Regions from separate parts of the Homo sapiens genome. Here all the other regions are linked to region 1. Evidence: chromatin contacts called from ENCODE Hi-C or POLR2A ChIA-PET data. All regions are on one chromosome and are shown on one strand. The core of a region is the stretch at or near the end of the contact, and the rest is flanking DNA. Distances in the headings are between cores, read along the strand shown.

Region 1 (3,748 bases), core at 644-3,143:
ATGTCATGCACCCCCTTTATTTTTCATTCTCATACTATCTTTTCTTCACCCTGCCACCTCTGCCCTACCATGTTCTGTCCTGCCCCCACATTTTTTATTTATTCATAGTCTACCCACTACTGCTAGTTCAAATTTCACATATTCAATGAAATCTTCCTTGATTACTCTTATTCATGTTAATTTCTCTTTTTTTTCCAGAAGGCTCCTGAGATAGCTCTCACGGTAAATGGGGGAGGTTATGACATGGGGCATGTGGCCTTGGAGAATAGCCTATTCAAGTCCTAACTGCTTTCACACTCAATATATATTCAGACTCTCCATGCAAAGGCCAATTTGTTTTGCAGGTAATGGATAAAGAACGAATCTCACCCTCCAGTGGTCCCCAATTTCAGGTAGTGTTTTCTCATGATATGGATGTATCTCCTAAGGCTGATGTGGCTGATGATGGATGCAATTGTTTGCATTATTTGGCTGAGTTAAGTTTCCCAGGAGTAGCTGCAGAATGGAGCAGATTTACAAGGGTTATCCGGACAAACAGCATCCCCACTTTGGGACTAGCATTTAGGACACCAGAAGTCTTTCCTTTCCCTTCTCCACCCCTGCTTCTGTTGGAAGCAGACTTCAACCCCTCCCAAATCTGACTCCTTCAGGGTTCCTACATGAGAAGCAAAAGCTCATTTCCTATTCGCCATTTCCTCATGCTAACACATCCAAAACAGAGAATTTTTGTTGGCTCAGCTGCTTTAATTTTTTTGGTAGAGGAAAATATATCAACATTAGAAACCATTGATTTTTGTTGCTGATGGTCCTTAGAAAGTAATGCAAAAAGTTGCTTAGAGTTAAAAAAGTATGCCTGATAATCTGCTTTCATTTCCTCCTTTCTCAAGGTGATACAATTACAATCAGAACCTGCAAAAAATCCACAGTAAATTCTTCTCTAATGCCTTTTGCACTTAAAATCTTTAGTAGATACCTTAGCATCTTATTCAGTAATAACATGCCAACTTAGTCTGTAACTAAATATTTGGTCTTCAATTGTGACTACATAAAATGCTGAAATATCTATAACTTGGGAAGCAGCAGTTATAAATGCAGGTCTGGTATTAGACAACCTGTGTTCAAATCGCACCTCTATCGTTTATTAACTGTGTGACATTAAGTTCCTTAACGTCTCTGATAGCCTCATTTTCCTCATCTTAAAATGGGATCCTATCATTTCATAAAGTTGTATTCTATATGAGTAATTAATAATGATAATAGTTCTTTGAAGGCCTACTACACTAGGAATTATGTTGAGCACTTCACACTCATTTTATCTAATTGTGAGAACAGGGCTTCGTACACTGTAGACAACCAAAACATACTGAATGATTGAGGCGGGGCTAATGAGGTCCGCAGCTGGCACGCCATTAGAGGAGTCGCGAGTGGAGCTCAGTCATGTCTGCCCACAAAGCGCCTGCGCTTGACCTCTACGTTATATTTACTTTGGCAATGTACAAAGTGGTGAGGACAGTCCTAGCCCGGAGGGCCCCTAACACATTGTCGTCTTCTTATCCTCGGCCCTCTGCGTTAGAGAGGGCTGCCCCGAATCGGCTTTGAACGCTGACTCGCCCTTTTCCAGTCGGCCCTTGAGCCCACTAGTCAGGGCTACAGCGTTTTCCTAACCGAGGTTCAGAGGTGAGATGGAAAATGTACCCGTCTTTATTCTGTTCTCTCCCCTGCAATGACAGGGTGAATGGCGGTGGGGTTGGGGGCACGTCTCCAGAGTCCCAGTCCGCTCGGGACCCGCGGACCGCCCGGAGGCGACAACGGCCCTGAAATTGGGGGGAGCTTGTTTCCAGCCGGACTGTGTCCCTGGGCGCGCCAGAGCGCCGCGCCTGCGCGCTCAGCCCGTTGCCGCGCCGGCCCTGCGGACGTGCGCGCGCTGCCTTCGCGGCACCTGGGCCTGAGGTGCGTGCCTCCCGGGCCCTCGCCAGCTCCAGATGCGTGAGGAGGACTTCAGAAACCCGACTGAGAAGTGGAGCGACCCCCAGGGAGGGTCGGACCTGCCTCAATACCGCCAAGGTGCCTGGGGACCCAAGAACGGGGGCTCCACAACCTCAGTTCCTGAGCTCCTTTTGCTTTCTCACTTCCCCACCTATTGAGTGCGTCTCACGCGGAGCAGAAATTTGAGAGGAAGGCGTAGAGGGATTTTTTTTTGTTGTTGCTGTGGGTTGTATCACATGTGGCGTTTTCATCCTGGCTGCAGCCAAAGCAGTTTTTACCCTTACCCTTCCTTTCCTGGCGTGGGATTTTGTGGTTTCTGGACTCGGCTCGACCATTACGTGCTTATTATTGGTTGTGGGCCTTTAGAACGAGGACTGTGTGTCAGTGTCCTTTGTCCAGTGTAGTCCACTGGGAGGGAGAGGTGAGGGTTCAAGGCCAAGAGAATGGGCCCGGGGCGAGTGGGGCAGAAGCAGCCGCCGGAGATTATTCCCCAACTGAAAGTTGTGTGTGTTTCTCTTAGGTCTTTCATTTCTTGTTCGCTTACTTTCGTGAAATCCTCACATCGTTTTAATGGTACTAGTCAAGACAAGAAAATCAACAGGCTTTCAGCCTTGAGGCAACATTGGATATTATTGAGGTCAGTTTTTACAGTTTTTACAGTCTTCACGTAGAGTATCTTGTTCTTGTCAGGATAAATTCTGGATTGAACCACTGAGCAGATCTACTATTCTTTTATTTCAGTTTAAGATAAGAAAAATTACAGTCTTTTTTATTTTTATGTTATCAACAAAAATCGGTTGAAATGGGATTTGGAGCTCCATGAGTGCGTGAGGTGAGGATCCCTAACCTGACTCTCATAAACAGGAGATAGGATCACCACTTGCCACTAATGGTTCTAACAATCTAGGGCTCCCAGTAAGTGCTTTTCCACGTGGTGGGAGGCAAGTGACAACAGTTATCCAATCTTAGTGCTAACAATGGATGATTAACCGTAGCTCCTTTTTGGTACAGGAGCTGTAGGTAGCCAATCCCTGTTTTAATCAGAGGTAGTTGTGGTGTGTGATTTTTTTCTTTTAGGCGTGTTCCACGAAAGCATTTATTAAAGGGAAGAAGAAACATACAAAAGGAATTGAATCTGGCTTTATACCAAAATCCTGTGTGATCATTCAGTCCTGACATTGGACAATTACCAGGCTTTGCCTGACTGGCCTCAAGGGCCAAGCTGTCCTCCCACACCATACTCGATATGGGCCGGTGCATTGCAGTTTTCTGGAGGGGGTTGCAGTCAAGGACTTGCCCTGCCCCTCCTGCTAGATATGCAAATCCCATAACTTCTTTCCTAGCCTGGGTACCTCCATTTGGAGGCCCTCCTAGGAAGGACCGTGGCTAAGACACTTTTCTCCATTTTTGACCCAGCTTCTTTCACTCCTAGACCTTCCCCTCCCTTTCCTATTCTGAAGTTCCATAAGAGGCAGGAGATTTTTGTTAGGGGCTCCTTTCAGTGAGAGGATTACCTCATATGCACTGCATCAACTGACCCTCACCCAGTGTCCTTGTATTTAGTAGACCACTGGGGAGCCAGTGCCTCTTTTTACCACTTGCTTGCACTGTCACAGTAAGTGAATAAAGGCTTGATTACTTTTGGTTTGACTCATTGTCCTGATTGACTACCTTGGCACCTAATTGCTGCCAAGTTCTTTGCAGTTCACTGGATTCATGACTTAATTTTAATTATCATGACTGTTGCTCTGTATCGGCATGT
Region 2 (3,748 bases), core at 438-2,937, 4.9 Mb before region 1:
CAGCTGTATTCCTAATGCCTAAAACAAATATTTAATGAAGGAAGAAGCACCCTGAGTTTGAGAGAGAATATTTTGTCCTGATAGCTCCAGAAGATGGTATTTCTTGAGGAAATCCTGGATGTGTAGATAGAGCAGATGTTGTGAAATGCCAAAGTTAAAAGCAGATGAAGAGGCCAGGCGCGGTGGCCCACACCTGTAATCCCAGCACTTTCAGAGGCCAAGGTGAGAGGATTGCATGAGCTCAGGAACTTGATACCAGCCCGGGCAACAGAGCAAGACTCTGTCTCTACAAAAAATTAAAAAAATTAACCAGGTGTAGTGGCATGTGCCTGTAGTCCCAGGTACTTGACAGGCTGAGGCAGAAGGATTGCTTGAGAATAAGCTGCAGTGAGCCGTGGTCATGCCTCTGCACTCCAGCTTGGGAGACAGAGCAAGACCCTGTCTCAAAAAGAAAAAAAAAAAAAGCAGATGAAGTTAGAACTATGTTTTAAATGATAATATGATAATATTCAGAAATAGTTTGGTAGATCAACTCTTCAAGGATGGGGAAAAAACTGTCAGTATAAATACTTTATAACGTGCCTTAATTTCCAGACAAAAAGGCAAAATATTATTTTAAACAAAATGCCATTTTAAAAGGTCTAGAGCTAGAGCAAGCTGGTCTAACCCGAGGCCCATGGGCCGCTTTGAATGTGGCCCAACACGCATTCGTAAACTTTCTTAAAACATTGAGGTTTTTTTGCGAATTTTTTTTTTCTTTTAGGTCATCAGCTATCCTTAGTGTTAGTGTATTTTGTGTGTGGCCCAGGGAAGCCAAAAGATTGGACACTCCTTCTCTAGACTCAGTCTAGAACCCTCTCTCTACTACAGCTAAGATGAATGTGTGCTTTATTCTGAGCTAAATGTCTTAGAGGAAGGTGCAGAGGTATGGAAAGTTCCTCCATACCGGAAAACACAGTGAGGATGCCTGGGGAGTACAGAGGGAATTATGTGGCGTGCAGATTTGAATGCATGGATGAGACTTGAGAATTCTGATTGAGGACGTAAGGCCTGTGCGAGAGCCCAAAAAGCGTTCTCAGAACAAAGTAGCAAGGGGCGCGTATGAATTGCTGTGGTATCATCCGCAAGGGCTTTCAGAGGGGAAAAAGGACAAGGTTGGAAGGAGGCAGTTATGTTATGGGATGTAGGCAGGAATAAGAAGCAGTGCCAGGTAAGAGGGAGGAATCCAGGGGGATTCCTCTGGGGAAATCATGGGGAAAGGACTGTAGAAGAATTCGGCCTAGGTGGGATTCTGCAGACCAGCTGCAGGTGCAAGGACTAAAGTGAGCATGGGTGGAACCTAAGGGATGAAAAGACTGCAGGATCCTAAAGCGGCGGCCCAATCTGGAAGTGTCCGGGCTTTGGCCCAGGGCCCGGGGAGGCCAGGGCACGCCAGCCCGGGCCTGACAAGCCACGTTCCTACCGGTCCGCAAGCGTCCGGCCGCAGGTCTTGGAAGTCCGCGCCGTAAATGGCCTCCAGGGCCTGTAGCTCGTGGTCCTGTCGTTGCGGGTAGCTCTCCGGAGGCTCGTCCCGGCCGCGCCCGGGGGCCCCACGGCCCCCAGCCATGGCAGCGCTGCGCCCAAGGCAGGGCGGCCTTGCCTGGGCGGCGGTGGGCCCCCGGCAGCCTGCGGGGCGGGGCTCCGCGCTGGGGACGGGCTATGGGCGGTGTTCCACGCTGGAAACGGGCTCGTGGGCGGGGTTCCGCGCCGGGGACGGGCCGTAGGCGGAGCTCCGCGCCGGGAGCTAGCTCCGGAGGCTCCAGAAGCCCAGGCGAAGGAAGAAGGCAGGGGGACAGCTTTGCCCACATCCTGCTGGGGGAAGGGGAGCAAAGGAACTCCACGAACTTAAGAAATGAATCACAGATAGGAATGAAAACGCCACATTGTATAGTTTTCACGAAACAAGTATCTTTAACAGAAGTGCTTGCTGGAACTTCTCCACCCTGGCATGGCTAGTGCGGGAAACTCTTTTTTCTTTTTTTTGGCAGAGTTTCGGCTCTTGTTCCCCAGGCTGGAGTGCAGTGGCGCGATCTCGGCTCACTGCAACTTCCGCCTGCCGGGTTCACGCGATTCTCCTGCGTCAGCCTCCAGAGTAGCTGGGACTACAGGCGCGCACCACCACGCCCGGCTAATTTTTCTATTTTTAGTAGAGATGGTGTTTCACCATGTTGGCCAAGATGTTCTCGATCTCCTGACCTTGTGATCCGCCCGCCTCGGCCTTCCAAAGTGCTGGGATTACAGGCATGAGCCACCGCGCCCGGCCGGGAAACTCTTAAAGGGCAGACGTCGATGGGTTCTGAGGTCACTTCTAATTTCACCTTGTACCTTCCCAGAACAAGACTACCGGGAGTAAAAATTGTGACCCCCCCCACCCTCCTTCCTCCCACTTTAGTACCCCCAAACTTATTCTCTGAGCCACAGATTCAACACCCTCATTATGTTCTCTGTCTCTACATTCCCCAGCTTTGGGGATCTCCACTACCACCTTGCAAATTCAATTGAAAACTGTCTTTCCACTCAGGCATCTTTATGAGCTACCTTCCCATGAAGAGAATCATGTTCCCTTCCCAGTTCACTCAGTGTGAATTTAGGGAGTCTTTGTGTTATATCCTGCCTCAAGTCGTCGTTTTTCAAGTTTATAAAATAATAACCTGTCTACCCAGACATTGTTATTGCACTTCATCTTCAGTAACTTACTAATGCTGCATGTCCATTTCGAATAATCCTATTGTACTAACCCAAGTTAGGTTTAAGTGACGTTTCTTCTGTCTACCTTGCTTACTCCTCCACTGTTCACTAAATAATGATTGTGTAAATTCCTTGCTGCCATCTATCCACTCATTTCTGGCCAGATAACACAAATGCACTAGCTTGACCCAAGGCCAATTTAAATCATCATCTTCCCTCTGCTGGAGACCCGTTCCTTCTCCAGTGATCTCTGACTAGGTAAATGGCACCATTCAACTGAGTGTGATTCTGAATTCCCTTTCTCTCAACTCACATCCAAATAGTCACCACTTCTGTCCATCCACTACACTCTAACCCATTGCCACTAACTTAGTTCAGGCTACTGTCACCAATTCCCTGGGTTACTTCAATAACTCTCTTAATTAGTCACTGTCTTCATTCTTGCCCCACATTAAGCCATTCTTCCTATTGCAGCCAGAGTAATGTTTCTAAATTGCAAATATGGCCATTGCACTCTAATCCTTAAAATTACTCCATTTCTCTATTGGTCTTTAAAAAAATTCTTTTAAACCTATATTTATGAAAATGTCAAACATACTTAGAAGTAAACTCCTCTGTACTCATCATCCAGCTTCAACAACCATAGATATTTTGTCAATTTTATTTCATCTCTTCTCTCCATCCCTCAGGAGTGTTTTTTTTAAGTCTCAATCATATCATTTTAAAAAATAAATACCTAAGGATATATCTCTAACTAGAAAAGGAACCAACATAACATATTACTAATCTTATACCCTAAAAATGTAACCCTTTGGCCAGGGACAGTGGCTCACACCTGTAATCCCAGCACAAGGTGGAGGATCACTTGAGGCCAGGAGTTTGAGACCAGCCTGGGCAACATAGCGAGGCCCCATCTCTACAAAAAATAAAATAAAAAATTAGCTGGACGAGGTGACATGTAGTCCCACCCTCAGGAGGCTGAGTGGGAGGATTGCTTGAGCCCAGGAGTCCAAGGCTGCAG
Region 3 (3,748 bases), core at 777-3,276, 3.6 Mb before region 1:
TCAGGAAGGATCTTATTTTCTTCTTTGAGGTCAGCACATTTTGCTTTTCAAAATCAAATCCACAGCAGTTCATTAGTAATGTCCCACAGGTACTGCCTCAAGTTGGCAGCTGTGGAAGCTAAAGAAGCATAAGACCTGATTCTTGACCTCGGACAATTTACAGTTTAGCTGTGGAGGTAAGACAGGGACACAGAATATTATGTGGCAATTGAAAGTGTAAATATTATAGATTTAAGTAGGGTAAAGAGCTCATTCTGTAGTAGAGGGGTCAGTGAAAAGTAATTGTTCACCTGGTAATAAGAGAAGATCTCTGTGAACAAAGTCTAAGACTGCAAACTTAGGACTGTTGGGAGATAGTCAGATAGATTCATATATAGATACAAATCTTTACCATCCTCAGACATCCGCCAACTTGGTTGTTTAGGTTGTAGGGCTTACATGAGGAAGGGTGTATAATAGATAACTCTAAAAATGTTTGAGCCTTAGACCCAGTGAGTGAGAAAGAGTGTCATCATTTAATATTCTCCTGACATTCACCTGCCCCTTCTGCATCTGTGGCTGTGACTGAGGACTTGGTTCTTTATATCACCCAGTGTTCATGAGGATTCTCTGGAGAAATTTCTTGCTGGTCTCAGTATCAAGAAAGGGGGATCTTCTCTTGAGCAATTTTGTTTTTGGTCTTGCATGTGATAGGAATTGAACTTTAGACAAGGCCTCTCTTTAAACTTGACTGCTAGAAATGCAGGAGACAAATTTTGGTCCCACCTGTAGCAAGGGTATTTGACTCTATGAGATGCATTTATTTCAAATGATGTTCATTTTTGGCTCCATCTTGTGTGCCTCATTTTTCATTTCACACACTTCTTTTTGTAGGTTATGTGCTCTTGTAAGCTATCTCGAATTCTGTTTTAAGGACAAGGTAGCATATAAATATAAGGAAATATATAAATGAAACAGAGGAAGGCTTTAAAGTCCAGAACACTATGGCCAGGAAGACAACTATGACTGTGGCTAGAGTTATGGTCTGTGGCCGTGATAATGAGTGTGTTATTAGGGCAGTCCAGCAGTGATTACAGGGAGTCAGACAGACCTCAGTCCAAGTCAGAGGTCTCTCTGCTGTTTATTAGTTGTATGATCTAAGGCATAGCATTCTCTAAACCTTCATTTTCTCATCTTTACAACAGTGATCTCTTTGTATCAGGGAGAGTGGATTAAATGAGGTAATGTATAGAAAGCACTTAGCACAACCGCACTCAATCATTAGCTATTGAGATTATCAGCACTATCACCTGGACAAGCAGCGGATGGGCCGCCCCTCTTGGCCAGGTCTTCTGTGCGCACTGACGTTGTATGAAAGTTGTCCCCACATCTCCTACACCCACCGACGCCAGGCGGCCGCGTCTGGGCCAGATATGGATCACGCCTGTGGAGCGCACCTCCACACAGGCAGCCCTCGTCCAAGGTGCAGGGCGCAGGGCACAGGGCACATGTCTACGGCCCAGTCCTGCAGACGGCTACCTAGAGACCCCAGGGCACAGGTTAAGGCAACTTCACAACTGTCTTTCCGTTCCTTTCCCCTGCCGGACTCCGCGCTCTGATATATACAGGAGAGGCCCTGGAGGGGAGAAGGCGTCCTCACTGCAGTGCTCCGAGCAGCGGCCGCAGGAAGAGGCGTGGAAGCTGCGGGTCGGCTGCGGGAAAGGGGGTCCCATGGGAGCCGCTAGGCGCAGCCCGTTTCCCGAGCTGAGGTGGAGGTCGACGGGCACAGGTGCCCTGCAAGGCGCGGGCGTGGTAGCCGGGAGCCCGCTCCTCTCCAACTCCCCTGAGACTTAACCCTTTGGCCAAGAGAGGTCGAAGGCGGGCAGGGGTGAGAGAACCGCGCGAGGCGCAGGCCGGGGCACCCGCGGAAAGGGGGCAGGTTTCGGGGAAGAGCGGCGGGGCGCCGCACGTTTCCTGCAGCCGCCAGCATCAGCGTGTCAGGTGGTTGCCAGGCGGGTGTGAGCGCGCGCGCGAGGCAGAGGGGGCGCGCTCGCACAAAGTTTGTGCCTGCGGTGCACCTCGGTCGGGCTCGCCGGGCTCGAGGGCTGGCGGGCGCCGGGGCTACGAGGCCCGGGGGGGAGAGAGCCGGCAGGCGGCGGCGGTGGTGGCGGGGGCGATGCGCCGCGCCCGGCCGCGCTAGGTGAGCCGGCACCGGGAGCGCGGGCCGCGGCCATGGGCACCCTGGGCAAGGCGAGAGAGGCTCCGCGGTGAGTAGAGGCGGCCGTGGCCCTCGGGAGCGCCTGTGTCCTTTCTTGGGAAAGAGGCCCCTGCCCGTCGCCCCAACACCCCGAGGGAAGTTGAGGGCGGAGGGGGGCCGGGGTCGGCCGGAGTCCCGGGACACCAGCGCGACGGGCGGACGTGTCCAGAACGCCCGGCGCGCTGCGCCCGGGGTTTCGGGGAGGGAGCTGGGGCTGAGGGGTGGTAGAGGGGCGGCCGCGAGGCCAGAGCTCGTCCGGTGAGATCTGCTAGGGCCGAAGCTCTTCGCGGAGCCGGCGCCCGCCCGCCGACTTCCTCCCCCACATCTCCACGCCCGGCATCGGGACTCCCACTCGCGGACTTTCCGCGCTGCCCGCACCTGCTGGGGCGCTGGGCTCCGGCTGCGCCACCTGGTGGCCCCTCCCGGCCCTGCCCAGAACGGCCGAGGAGCTTGCAGGGAGCCCGCAGAGGTGGCACCCCTCGGTTGCCCCTGCCCCACGGAAGTTTCCAGATCCGTGGGTCAGGGAAACATATCGCCTTCCGTATGGGAAGCTGCACTCCTCTCCCCCTCACTATGATTCTATAGAGGGTCTTGGATAACAGAAGTTGAAGAAAGAGGGACAGTGAGTGAAAGGGCTCTTGGCCAGGCAGCTTTGAGTTTGTAGCCAAAGGACCAGAACTAGGCAACTGCATGAACAAAGGCCTGGCCTCGGCGTAGGGGCTGGACAAGTTGTGCACTTCACAACTCCATTCACATCGACACTGATGGGACTGTGCCTTGCACCACCATACCCAGTAGCGGCAGGAAGCTTGCGATGCTGGACTTCCCGTGCTTATAATCCCAGGAACGAAGGATTCTTGGCCCTGTATGCACGCCCTGCCTCTCCCCATCCAGGTATCCCCTGAGGGTCCACCACTGTACTTTGCACTAGATTCAGAAGGAGGAGTTCAGTACATTAAATTGAGTATTGTAAGGGGAAGAGGACGGGACTGGAAGGAATCCATACTAGAAGTCAAGAGAGTCACCTTCCACTGCAAAGAAAGTTGTGGAAGTTCCAGTTCCCTTGCTCCATTTCATCTCTTACTTTTCTAGGCGGATTTCATAAAAAGCTCAGCCTGAAACTGACCTCCACTGAGATACCTATGCCTGGAGAGGATTTCACCTAAACCAGTTTAGAGTTTTGACGGTCTCCTTCAGCAAACCTATGGGGCTTTGGTTACTTTTAGGCTTGGAAAACACCTTCAAGTTAATTTGTTTCTCTCGGGGTTTTGGTTTTTTCATTTACAGGAAAACATTTGGCTACTGTATTTTTTTAAAAAATATGCCTTTACAGACTCAGAGGCCATTCATTCTATGGATTGTTAAAACACCTTCGACCTGCCTATAATAGAGCATTTTATAAATCCTTGTCTACTCCCATTTCACCAGAAAAGGCAGAACGATTTGAGGATTTTTCACAAGGCAACCAGTTAAGAGACTGTACAGCAAGAAAGCCAGGTTTCCTAGTCTATG
Region 4 (3,748 bases), core at 627-3,126, 3.3 Mb before region 1:
TTCCCACATAACTGTGTCAACATTCTCAGAACAGGGGTAGTTGTTTGTGTGTGCGTATGTTTTTAAATTTAACCTAAAATTTCACATTCTTCTTACCTTCTGAACTCAAAAATCTACACACAGACAAATAAGCCGCGAATTTTTTTTCTTGGGAAATCCTTTCAAGATGTCCAAGGTGATGGATGTTTAATTATTTTTTTTATGAATGAAGAGTGTGCTATGCAAATGAGGGCGATTCACAAAAAGAGACAGAACATGGCTGCCACTTCTGCTTCTACACTGCACTGACACTGCAGCAATGTACCTCCTTCTACACCCGCTCAGCAGAAGCGTGTGTTTTGGGGTGGGGAGGGAGTAAGGGAGGAGGAAATGTTGTTTGGCCTTTCTCTAGCTATTTTACGTTAAACAGGACTCGGTACAGACTTTAAAAAGTTATTTCAAAAAGGTCTGACTTTAGTAATGCACTGTATTTAAAGGAATGCATCCAAATGACTAAGTCCTAACTCACTTAACTCTTTCCAACCCTCCGAAGATAAACAAAAGTTGAACTTAATTACAAGAAAACGGATGCTAATATTCTGCTTGGAATTAAATCCCTTCTCAATAGAAAAGTGTTGCCAACCATTATTTCTCCACGCAGCTGTCACGTTAAAGCAAAACATTTAAAAGACGAAGTATTTCGTTTGGAAAGCAAGGAGAAAGCCCAAATAAGCTAAAACTTAAACCGGAATGCTCTAAAAGTTAATGAAATCACCAACATATTCAGCAATGTAAATTCGGTTACATCAACGTAAATCATGTGTTTTCACATAGCTGAAAGGTAAAAATTAGCATTCAAAATTCTTCTCCGTTCCTGAAGACACGTCCAATATTCACAAAGGTAAACTCTAGCTCAACATCGCCCACACTCCAGGTGTCCTTAATCCTATTAAATTCTAAAAATGTTTCCCTAACCCTATTTTTTACAAGAATCTTACAGGTCATAAGTTTAAAAGGGGGAGGGGGGAGAGGGTGAAGGCTTAATCGGTATTTAAGAGTCACTGACTCATCGAATTAAGATTCAAGAGCAGTTTGCTGCAGGAGGTGCTCCCACACATTAGTTTCCAAGTGAAACAGCTATAAAGGAAGTAGGATGGATACTGAAGGTATGGTGACTGGTATGTGAGTGAAAAAGGACGGGACAGGGGTCTCACAGGCAAAGGGGTAGTTTCTACTCCACTTCCATCCATCCACATTATTCCCTCTCATAGACGTACAATTGCCATCCTCTCCCAACACTTAATCCCCTACCCCAAAAGAAAGCAGCTAAATGTGGGAGGATGGGGAGGGGTGCTGCCACTAAAAATGGCTAAAGAAATCAGCTATCTCCAGAAGATGCACCGAACTCTCCAGGGTCGCAAGCTTTCCGGCACCCAAGTTTCGGATGGGTCTGGGGGAGAGCCGAGGGCGGATAGGGGGAGGGGGATTAGCAATCGAGATCAATGAGGCGCTTACTCGTTGTCAGAAGTCGCCGTCTCCTCGCTCATCTTTCCCTCACCGTGATCCGATCTGGAGATGGAGGAGCAACAGCAGGCGGGGGAGCAACAGCAGCACCGAGGGGCAGGAGGCAGCGGCGGCCGGGGGGGCGCGGGGGCAGCGGCACAGGGGCCTCACCATGGTGGATGCCTCACCCAGAACGGTACCCCCCCAGCCGGGAACCCCGGCCACCCCCGCAGGGGGGTGGCGGCAGCAACCTCCGCCGTGGCGACCCCAGCCTCTTCCCCCGCCTCAGTGCCCAGCCAAGGGATCCGAGGAGGCCCGGTGGAAAGGGAAAAAGAGAGGGGCTGCAAAGGCTGACTGGAGAGCTGCTCCTCCAGCCACTGGGGTGGAGCGCAGCGGGGTCCGGCCAGGAAGGAGTCGGCGGGCGGAGAACCCGGGAGCAGAGGCGGCGCTTCCCTCAGGGATGCGGCGAGGAGGAAGCAGAGCTCCGCTCGGTGGGGGCCGGCGGGGGGGTGCCGAGCCCAGGCTCCGGGCAGCGGCGGCGCGGTCCTGCCGGAGCCCACCCCACCATCTCCCGCCTCGCCGCCGGCTGCCCCTCAACCCCCGGCGGCGTCTGGGTCGGTCCTCAGGCGCCGGCAGAGCAGGGCTAGGGGCCCCGCGGCGGCGGATTCCTCCAGACACGCTCCAGCCGGGACTCCTCCTCAGGGGGGTGGAGGGGGCGGCGGGGAGCGTGTGAGGCGAGGGGCAGGCAAACCGATCGTTCCCACCCGGCCGGAGAAGAGCGGGCGGGCCCGGGTCCGGGGGGCAGGATCCCGAGAAGCGGCGGGAGAGGACAAGAGCGGCTGCAGGTTCCCCGCCAGCCAGTGCCCACCAGCAGCTCAGCGGGCCAGCTCCTCACGCCCGAGAGAGGGGAGCCGCGAGGGGGGCGGCGGAAGCGCTCACGCCGCCCGCTCCTTCCGCCGCCGCAGCCGCTGCCCGAACCGGGGGCGCCCGCGAGAGAAGGAGGCGAAGTAGTCCCTCGCGACTTCTCCCGGCCGCCCGCTTTCCCCGGAGGCCAGAGCGGGCGCGGGGTGGGGCTGCCGAGCGGGGTGCCCAGGCTGTGAGGGTGTGTGGGTAGGACTAAAAGCCGCGGCCTCCGGGCGAATCACTGCAACTCGAAGTCATGTGCAGCATAGCAAGTTTCAGGAAAGTAGTTCCCTCCTCCCTTCATTTCCCAAATCGTTGTCGAGCCACTTAGCGGAGAAAGGGGGAGGGAGGCGGAGGGATATCCTCCCTGCACCGTGCTCGGTGTGCGTGCGCGCGCTCCAAACTCTTGGCACGCCGCGAAAGGGGGCGGGGGTGGGAGCTGCGAGGGGAGCTGCTAGGGAGGTTGCATTGTTGTGGCGCGTTACTCCCCGTTACTCTGCTTGGAATATCCGGGTTGCTTGAACGAAGAGGCTAGAAAGACAGTGTGCTCAGAGGGGAAATCTGGAGGCTACTCTCTTCTGCCGTGTGTGTGTGTGTGTGTGTGTGTGTGTGTGTGTGTGTGTGTGTGTTTTCTTTGCAGAGCAAAGAATGGAACTGGCATGAGTTCATCTTTAGTTAGTGGGGGTTAGAAGCAGGGACTGCAAAGAGAGCTCCTCCTGCTGTCCCCCTGGTTGCACTGCTGCAGTCCCCTAGCTGCATGCACGAAGTGTATGTGTGTGTGTGTGTGTGTGTGTGTGTGTGTGAGAGAGAGAGAGAGAGAATATGAGAATGTATGTGTGTTTTAACACCTCGCCTCGCTGCCTGGATTCTTACTGCGCAAGGGGTATGCTATCAGGGCATTCATCTCGGAAAGCTGGAGTGATTGTTAATGGAGAACGACTTCCATTGAAGCCCAGGGTAGGCGTGTTACATGAATCTGGCGCAGCCAGAACGGAGGAAATAACTCCCGCTGCGAGTGAGGTTGCATAACTATAGCGCAGGAGATGCTTCTGTGGCACGAACTGCTCTGAACGGAGGCGGACCGATTGGATAGACAGCTGTCACGAATGCATTGTTAGAAGACAAAGTATGCATTCATCTCAAAAGATTTTTGCACAGAAACCTACTGGGGTTGCGGGCTGGAGCCTAAGGTCAGCCCAGCCACAGGAGTCAGAGCTCCTGGCTCTGCAAATTCTATTATCTGTTCTCCACTTAGAAAACCAGCCTGTACATGAACCACCTTAGGGGACTGAATCCCAAGTGCTCCCAAGTTCCTGACGCATCTTCCCAGATATAAGTCTCGCCCTGCGTGCAATGTTTTTCT
Region 5 (3,748 bases), core at 475-2,974, 3.1 Mb after region 1:
AAAGTACTTCTATCCAAAATACACAAAGAACTCTTAAAACTCAACCATAAGAAAACAACCTTTTTTTTTTAATGGGCAAAAGATGTGAACAAACATCTCACCAAAGAAGATATACAGGTGCATATGAAAAGTTGCTCCACATAATTTTTCAGTAGAAAATTGAAAATTAACAACGATATAGCACTATATGCCTACTAGAATGTCTAAAATTATAGATGATAGACGGATGGATGGATGGATGGACAGATAGATAGATAAAGATAGCCAATATCAAGTGCTGGTGAGGATGAAGGAAAGGGATTCATATTTGCTGACAGTTATAAAAATGCTATAGCCACTCTAGAAAACTGTTTGGTTCTTATAAAGTTAAACAAATTTACCATAAGATCTAGCAATTGCACTCCTAGATATTTAGTCAACTAATTTAAAAAATTTGTCCGTACAAAACGCTGCATGCAAATGTTTATAGAATGTTTATTCACAGTCGCCAAAAACTGGAAACCACGCAAATATTCTCCAGTGGGTGACTAAACAAAATGTGGTACAAATAATGAGACTCCCCTCAACAATAAAAAGGACTATTACTATACACAATAACATGGATGAATCTCCAAGGTATAATGATGAGGGAATAAAGTCAGTTTCAAAATGTTACATATTGCGTAATTCCATGTATACGACACACTCACAAAGACAAAACCGTAGCAATGGAGAACCTATCAGTGGTTACCAAAAGTTAGGGTTGGCGGGGGCGCTGTTATAAAAGGGCAGAACTAGGGAGCTCTTTATTGCGCTAGTGGTTACATGAATCCAAACAAGGGTTCAAGATCACAGGATTATATATCAAATAACCAATTTTACTGAATATCAATTTTAAAAGTCAAATAAATTATTAAACACTATTAAACATATACAATGTTTAAAGTCAAGCAAAAAGTCCTAAACTAAAAGTAAAATAATGATTGTTTAGAAGTACACCAGGATGGTATGGGTCATCTGCAATATAACGTCCTGTTTGGGATAAGGAAGCGTGACTACATCTACAGGGTGACGTGAGAAGGGCCCAGAGCAGCGAGCAGGTCTTGCCATCAGGGAGGGGAACCATCTGAAGGGGTGGCGTGAAAAAGTCTTTAGAGGAAGGCAAAAAATGGGAAAAGGTCAGAGAACCTTTTTGGGAGGTAAAAGGACCAGCTTTGGATTAGGCGTGATGCACAGGCCCCAGCGCAGGGCGTAGAAACTGCAGCCTGGACAGCCTGGGTGGGAGAAAGTTTGGGATGTTTAGGAAGGAAGGGTGCGCCAGCCAGGGGGAAGAAACGAGACAGGTGGCCGCAGATGGCGCGAGTCAGGCAGCAGGAAAAGGCAGGCTGTTTAAGCAGCCTTTTCCTGCAGTCCAGGCGGAGAGCGCAGAAGGAGCACCCCGAGGGGCAAGCATGGGAGAGCCGGAGCGGGCTCGCGGGCGCGCGGGCGCTGTACGTCCCCTCCTCGGCTCGCGGCCGCGAGCACGCGCTCTCCGTGCCCGGCCCCGGAGGGGCGGGGGCGGGGCACAGGCGCGGCGCGCGCACGTCCGCGCGGGGCGGGGGCGGGGCGCGAACGCGACCGGTGACGTCAGAGGAGGGCGCGCGCCCGGAGGCAGCAGGCGGAGCCGGGAGGCGGGCGTTGTGCGCGGCCGCGGGCGGAGCGGAGGGGCGCGAGGGGCGGAGCGGAGCGCGGGAGGAGGCGGGGGAGGAGAGGCCACCGGGACCGCGAGCGGCAGCTGGGGAGGGGGCCGCGGAGCCCGAGCGGGAGCAAAACAGCTGATCTGGTTTTCCTTTAAAGCGAGAGAAAATGGAAGTCGGGTAGCGGCGACTGCGGCGCTGCGGGCTGGCGGAGCGGAGCGGCGCGGCGCGGCAGGTAAGACGGCGCTGGCCGCGGTGCTGCCGGCGGGCGGCGGGGCCGGGCCCGCGGACCAGGCAGGTGCGCTCTCCGGGCGCGGGGCCGGCGCCGTCTCCTTCCCGAGCTCCGTGGCGAGGCAGGTGGGCGTTGAGGCCGGGCGACCGCGGGGCCGGGGCGCGGGGACGCGGGGGGCGCGGGCCCCGGCTGGGCTCGCCGGCGCGTCTGCATTGCGGGCTCCGCTCCGGACCCCGCGGGCTCCCGGGCCACCGGCTCCGGCCCGGCGTGGCGCGCCTCTCTCGGGCAGGGCGCGGCGCTACCGCTGGGTCGGGGCTGCTGCCTCCGCTCAGCCCTTTGGCTGTCCGCACTGGAACGTGATGCCAGGCGTGGGGCGACCGACCCCTCGGTCCGTGCGCGCGCGTCGGGGGTCCCGCGGCTCTTGCAGACGGCCGGGCAGGGCCCGGCCCCGAGCCGCGCGCGAGGCCGCTCGCCGGGCACCGGAGCTGTGACTGCGTGGGTCCCCGCGGCCCGGCGCACCGCCGTCCCGCTCGCTCTGCTGGGTCTCGCTGGACAGCAGGCAAACCATTAAGGCAATTTGGCTGTGAACCCAGAGGCCTTCCCTAGTATCTCCTCACTGGAGGGGAAAAAATTGCATCTGCGGTGCTTTAAGTGCTCCTTTAAATTTGGGAGATGTCAGTGATGTCATCATTAACTAAAACTTTCCTTCATTGGACACAACCGCTCAAGTGTACCCTCCTCCCTCCCGGTGAAGCTATTGCAGCCCTTTGAGAATCTCTGTAATAAAATGGATTTGCCTCTGCTCTGTAAACTCAGCTACCTCACACAAGTGCAAATGACTTTTATTTCTGTCTATTGGCTTGAGAATGTATAGATTTAAGAGTAGCTGAAGGGAAACTTGTGAGACCCCGATCAGGGAAACGCTTCATCCACAGCACAAGGATCCAGGGGAAAGTCATGTATGACATGCACATGGTTACCGCCAGGTGATACCTTTGTAAATGGAAGTGGGCTGTAAGAGGAACAATTTTTAAAAATATGATGAGGCAGATAATGTGTCCAGGAAAAGGTTGACAGCGGGGCCTAAATCTTTACAGGTCTTAATTGCTTCAGGAAAATCTGCAGGTGTCCTTCACCATCCTCCTCCTCCTCCTCCAGGGTGTGCCCGGAGAAGCCTGCCCTGGGCGAAGGCGGGGAGGCAGGTTCACTAGGGTCCTCCCAGCAGCCGTGTGTCCCACCAGCTTCAAAGGCCTCTTCAAGACCCAAAGAGGGTTCACGAGAACAGAGGTAGATCTGCACGGCACACTCAGTTCTGGATAAACATTCCCCACTAAATGGGATCAACACTCCATTATTTTATTGTGAGTGTGCCATTAGTACCAATTCTTATGGGAACAAAACTAAGCAAGTTCCCAAGGCAATCTGAGTATCTACTCAAGCCTATCATATCGAAAGGATATCCAATAAGGGACAAAAGTATTGACATTTTTGTATTTAATAATTAATGACACCTCCTAATTGGTTAAAATAAGCATGCCTTAAATTGTTAGTGTGATTTTATTGGATCTGTAAGGAATTTAATACCATATGCCACTCAAAAGTTGGGACCTGGTTAGGAACTTCAATCTCTTGAACCCTGTATTGGTGTGAAAAGAATGGGAAAACAGTGGTTACTTAGGCCTTTAGTGTTCAGGCTGATAATGGGTGGAAATCGCCGCTTTACGAAGTATTGCCACGTGCGGGTCTCACTTGGGCCTGGATCATAGATGGCAGGTTTTCCCTTAGAAAGTAACTCCTGAGGCCCCCAAGCTTGGTGGAGAAGGAGAGGGGACACCTTTCTCTGAGCAAGTGTGTGTAATTC
Region 6 (3,748 bases), core at 697-3,196, 3.1 Mb before region 1:
TTAACATCTGTGTGACCTTGATAAAGTTAAAATTAACCCCTCTCAGCTTTGGTCTGTTTTCTGTAAAATGGGGGTAGTAATAGCATCTTCCTCATAGGCTATTGTGAGCATTCAATGAGGGAATGCGTGTAAAGTGCTTAGTATGGTACTTGGTATATGACAAGCACTCCTCTCTCTCTATCTGTGTGTATACTGATTCATTTTGTACATTTAGAAATAACCCATGCAAAGTAATCCTATCTCCATTTTAAGATTGTGAAGGTTTTTTCCTGCAGGACGAAAGAAGTCTTGGAGTAGCAAGTAACCAGTTTTTATTTCGTTGTATTTTTTAGCCACACCAAGGATGCAATACAGTCGGCCCTCTGTATCCGTCAGTTCTGCATCCATGGACTCAACCAACCGCAGATAAAAAATATTCAGAAAATAAATTCCACAAAGTTCCAAAAAGCAAACCTTGAATTTGTCCCACGCCAAGTACTACATTGAATCCAGGAGAATCAAGTGATGTGTAGGCATTGTTTAAGGCATCGTAAGTTAATTTAGAGACGAAGTAAAGTATAAGGGTGGATGTGCATAGGTTATATGCAAATATGTTGCATTTTATATACGGGACTTCAGCACCCAGGGTTTGGGTTATGGGTGGGGATGTGTCCTGGAACCAATCCCAACGGATACGGGGGAATGACTGTACTTTGAAGAGAGAGAGTAGCAATGTTCAAAATGCAGGAAGTGAAAGAAACACAGAGAGCATTCTTTGGAAAGATACTTGAAGGTTTTTTTCTAATCCTCAGCTCAAACCTGGGTTCCCACCCTTTTCCCACCAACTCAGAGAAAACTTTTTCTGACACAAAGGGAGAAAAGAAAACATATTTTTGAACAACACTTTTTTCTTGGAGGCTTTCTTTTTGAAAATTATTTTTAAGTTTGTTTGAGGCAATTTTTACTGGGATGAACCAGCTTCTTTTGGAGGGCGGACAAGTCTCTTCCCCTCTTAGATCTTATCTGCTTCTTATCTGTAAAATGAATGCATTAGGGTTGATAAGTCTTCCTATATCTGGTGTTCTTTGATTCTGCCATTCCCTGTTTAAGCCAGAGCCTAGGAATCTAGATCTGGAGGCTGTTTCTGTTTTAGATTGTGCACTAGAAATTAAGCACACACCGCCCCAACTCCCCCAGCTGCCTGAGACTTAAGAAAAAGTGAGACTGCAGTCCTTTGATTTGGCGTTAGAGCTCTCCGTGGCATTAACCTGTTGTTGGTCTAACCTGTGGGGCCAGAAGAAGTGTGCTCGAAATCTGTGAACATGGTTGCTGAACAAACGCGTTTTGGTTTCTTTCTTTTCCTTTTTTCCTTTTTCCCAGGAGTGAGGAGGGGGAGGAAAAAACTGGTCTTTGTTGTGAAGCCACGGTCCCAAACTTGAACCTAGAGGAATGTTAAAGCTCTGAAAAAAAGTTAGGGAGCAGCCTTGCAATTATGCACTCAGTCACAACAAGAGGGTAAGAACTTTCAAGGCACTGGATTGAAGAGACACAAAAGTCAGGAAATGACCCTTTCGTCGGGATTTCAGAGGCCGCAGAGGAGAAACAAAGTCCTCTCACAACTCGGGAAACTTCGGACCGTACCATCCCGAGGGGGCAAGGGTGGGGGAGGCCGGGAGAGGGCAGTGGAAATTGACATCTTCGTTCTCAACAAGCCGTGAGTAAACTGAGGATTTCCCGGCTGAAAGGACTCAGTGTCTGCCTGTCCCCGGCCCAGAAATGAAAGCGAGTTTCAGCCGATCCTCATTGTGGGGCCTGCTGAAAAAGCAGCCCGGGTCGCCCCGGCCAGCCCCGGCGTCCTGAATCGGAGCCCTGTGCGCGCCAGGCCGGGCCGCGCGCCCGGGTTGCAGGATGGCGTGCCCAGGCCAGCCCATCTGCGGCCGCGGGCCGGCGGGGAGGAAGCGTCCCTGGGGATGAATGGGGCTTTGTTCGTAGGCAGCCGCGGCTACCCTCTGCAGGCCCGGCCCGCACAACAGAGGCTGTATGCGAGAGGAATGGAAATGAGCCTCAGGCCCTGCCGAAGGAGCCCCATCCCCTTCCCCGCGCGGGGCTGAGGAATGCTGGCCAGCCGGAAAGGAACCCTCGCTGGGAACGCCGCTCTCGCGCCTCTGAAACCCCATTGAGAAGAACCCTTTGATGCAATTAAAGCGCATTTCATTGCAGGCCTGGGAGGAGGGAACGACCGGCAAGCTTTTTTCTGTCTCGGACGTGTGTATGCACCTTTGTGGGCCGGGTTACTTAGAGACCAGGCGGGAACTTGAGCTCCCTCTCTCGCAGACGTTCTGTAACATCAGAAAAGCGTACCCATAAACAGATTGGTTTTCACCAGGGGTGGAACTCAATTTGGACACGATCCAGGCTGACCTGCAGGCCGGGGTTCCTACTTTGAAAGGCTCTTTGGTGCGCCTTACACCCACCTTCCCTGCTGTAAAGGTTTAGGCGGAAAAGAAATTGCGTTTGCAGGAGGAAGTTGTTTCTGAGGTTACTGCTCAGCATTTTCCATTTTCTCAGTGGTGGGGTGGGCCGTGTCGCATATCCAGAAGTGATGTCACAGCCAGACCTGCAAAATGATGTAACCTGCAAGTGTTGAAGGACGACGATGGGACAGCTATTTTGATACTCGTATTATTTTATAACATTTCCCTGCTTTTTCCATTGAGACAACTGTGTGACCTCAGAAAATCCACATAGCCTCTCTGAACTTAGTATTTTTGTGTGTGTGTTAAAATGAGTATCACAAAGCCGGAGAACGAATGTGATGAAGTTCTGGGTGCTTGTGGAATTCTTTCTAAGTTGGAGGTGGACACTTTATCTACCTGCACAGGTGGAAGATATGTGGGTCTGGAACTCCGGTAAACAAAAAGATCCTATTGGGACCTCTATTTGGTTGACTTTGTGTCACTTTTTACTAGGGCTAATTGTCTAATGTCTCTTTCCACTAGTGTATGCCTCCTTGAGAACATGAACCTTTAAACAACAACAACAACAATAACAACACGAAGACAAAGTCCTGTCTGCTCTCCCAGGCTAGAGTGCAGCGTGCAATCGTGCAATCGCAGCCTACAGTAAGGTAGAATTCCTGGCCTCAAGCTATCCTCCTGCCCCACCGTGGCCTCCTGAAGGGCTCCGATTACAGGAGGGAGCCACTGCACCCAGCCAAACCTGTCTTTTATTCTGTATCTCCTGTGCCCAGAGCAGTCCCTGGCCCTGATAAGGGTTCAACAAATATGTTGAGTGAATGAACAAATACATTCAGGAGTGTAGGGATTGATACTAACTTGTTGGCTGTTTTCTGTTCCTTATAAATCTAAATAAGAAATAGGGAGAGCATGGTAGGTATTTGGGGTCCTCGGCGAGGCGTAAGTTCAGGAGAAGTTTGAAGGAAAGGGTAGGAAAACATTTTTGAGAGCACAAACATGCTACAAGTGTTTCCTGAAATGCCCCAAAGAAGAGTGCAGCACTCAGGTGGAGGAGTCATTTTTTCCAACTGAGTGGATGGTTAATACTGGCAAACATGAATCATGTTTTATATTCATAAGGAGTGTGCCTAGTCAATCACTGATTCTTTAAACACCCCAGAGAAGCAGGGCGGGAAGAGTAATGGCCATGCATGATGGACATCATTGTTTCTTATACGTTGCTCTAAATGTGTCCCCATGGTTCTTGTTATTTTGGGCCTGGTTTAGACTTCTATTTGGTTGTTTTCCTCTGA

What was found. A loop is a pair of places that touch in the nucleus more often than their neighbours do. ChIA-PET counts read pairs that join two places held with the same protein, here RNA polymerase II (POLR2A). Pooled maps may share reads with other maps.
Region 2: a pooled map shows a loop between it and region 1 (4-fold over the local background). The contact joins the promoter of EIF2AK4 here to the promoter of ZNF770 in region 1. A Hi-C loop is called at or near these places in 6 of 50 pooled maps. POLR2A ChIA-PET finds 5 or more read pairs at or near these places in 2 of 52 experiments (CD4-positive, alpha-beta T cell and activated naive CD4-positive, alpha-beta T cell).
Region 3: a loop to region 1 is called in a map of B cell, with 26 times the contacts of the local background. The contact joins the promoter of RASGRP1 here to the promoter of ZNF770 in region 1. A Hi-C loop is called at or near these places in 1 of 168 maps with a recorded cell type or tissue (B cell), 1 of 37 single-sample maps with no recorded cell type and 6 of 50 pooled maps.
Region 4: a loop to region 1 is called in a pooled map, with 13 times the contacts of the local background. The contact joins the promoter of SPRED1 here to the promoter of ZNF770 in region 1. A Hi-C loop is called at or near these places in 2 of 37 single-sample maps with no recorded cell type and 11 of 50 pooled maps.
Region 5: a loop to region 1 is called in a map of CD8-positive, alpha-beta T cell, with 18 times the contacts of the local background. The contact joins the promoter of OTUD7A here to the promoter of ZNF770 in region 1. A Hi-C loop is called at or near these places in 2 of 168 maps with a recorded cell type or tissue (CD8-positive, alpha-beta T cell and naive thymus-derived CD4-positive, alpha-beta T cell) and 6 of 50 pooled maps.
Region 6: a loop to region 1 is called in a pooled map, with 2.1 times the contacts of the local background. The contact joins the promoter of LINC01852 here to the promoter of ZNF770 in region 1. A Hi-C loop is called at or near these places in 2 of 37 single-sample maps with no recorded cell type and 2 of 50 pooled maps.

Annotation. Positions count from the first base shown.
Region 1 is chr15:34,986,432-34,990,179 of GRCh38, reverse strand. ZNF770 (zinc finger protein 770) reads left to right here and starts at 1,893. Exons shown (of 3, transcript NM_014106.4): 1 at 1,893-2,064; 2 at 2,507-2,623. It overlaps LOC105370764 (a long non-coding RNA gene), which reads right to left and starts at 1,822. Exons shown (of 5, transcript NR_188212.1): 1 at 1,696-1,822; 2 at 370-495. RefSeq lists enhancers at 1,709-1,798, 3,205-3,254, 3,335-3,394.
Region 2 is chr15:39,932,054-39,935,801 of GRCh38, reverse strand. EIF2AK4 (eukaryotic translation initiation factor 2 alpha kinase 4) reads right to left here and starts at 1,687. Exons shown (of 39, transcript NM_001013703.4): 1 at 1,463-1,687. The coding sequence starts at 1,606. RefSeq lists a silencer at 1,405-1,814 and an enhancer at 1,835-1,974.
Region 3 is chr15:38,563,092-38,566,839 of GRCh38, reverse strand. RASGRP1 (RAS guanyl releasing protein 1) reads left to right here and starts at 2,026. Exons shown (of 17, transcript NM_005739.4): 1 at 2,026-2,246. The coding sequence starts at 2,212. RefSeq lists enhancers at 1,420-1,609, 1,451-1,962 and silencers at 1,820-1,869, 2,030-2,269, 2,300-2,519, 2,530-2,729.
Region 4 is chr15:38,250,964-38,254,711 of GRCh38, reverse strand. SPRED1 (sprouty related EVH1 domain containing 1) reads right to left here and starts at 1,876. Exons shown (of 7, transcript NM_152594.3): 1 at 1,495-1,876. The coding sequence starts at 1,526. RefSeq lists silencers at 1,667-1,716, 1,727-1,786, 1,967-2,066, 2,167-2,216, 2,227-2,526 and 2 more.
Region 5 is chr15:31,868,649-31,872,396 of GRCh38, reverse strand. It overlaps OTUD7A (OTU deubiquitinase 7A), which reads left to right and starts at 1,724. Exons shown (of 13, transcript NM_001382637.1): 1 at 1,724-1,890. RefSeq lists a silencer at 1,692-1,761.
Region 6 is chr15:38,071,188-38,074,935 of GRCh38, reverse strand. It overlaps LINC01852 (long intergenic non-protein coding RNA 1852), which reads left to right and starts at 1,946. Exons shown (of 3, transcript NR_147201.1): 1 at 1,946-2,888; 2 at 2,979-3,106. RefSeq lists an enhancer at 1,603-2,468.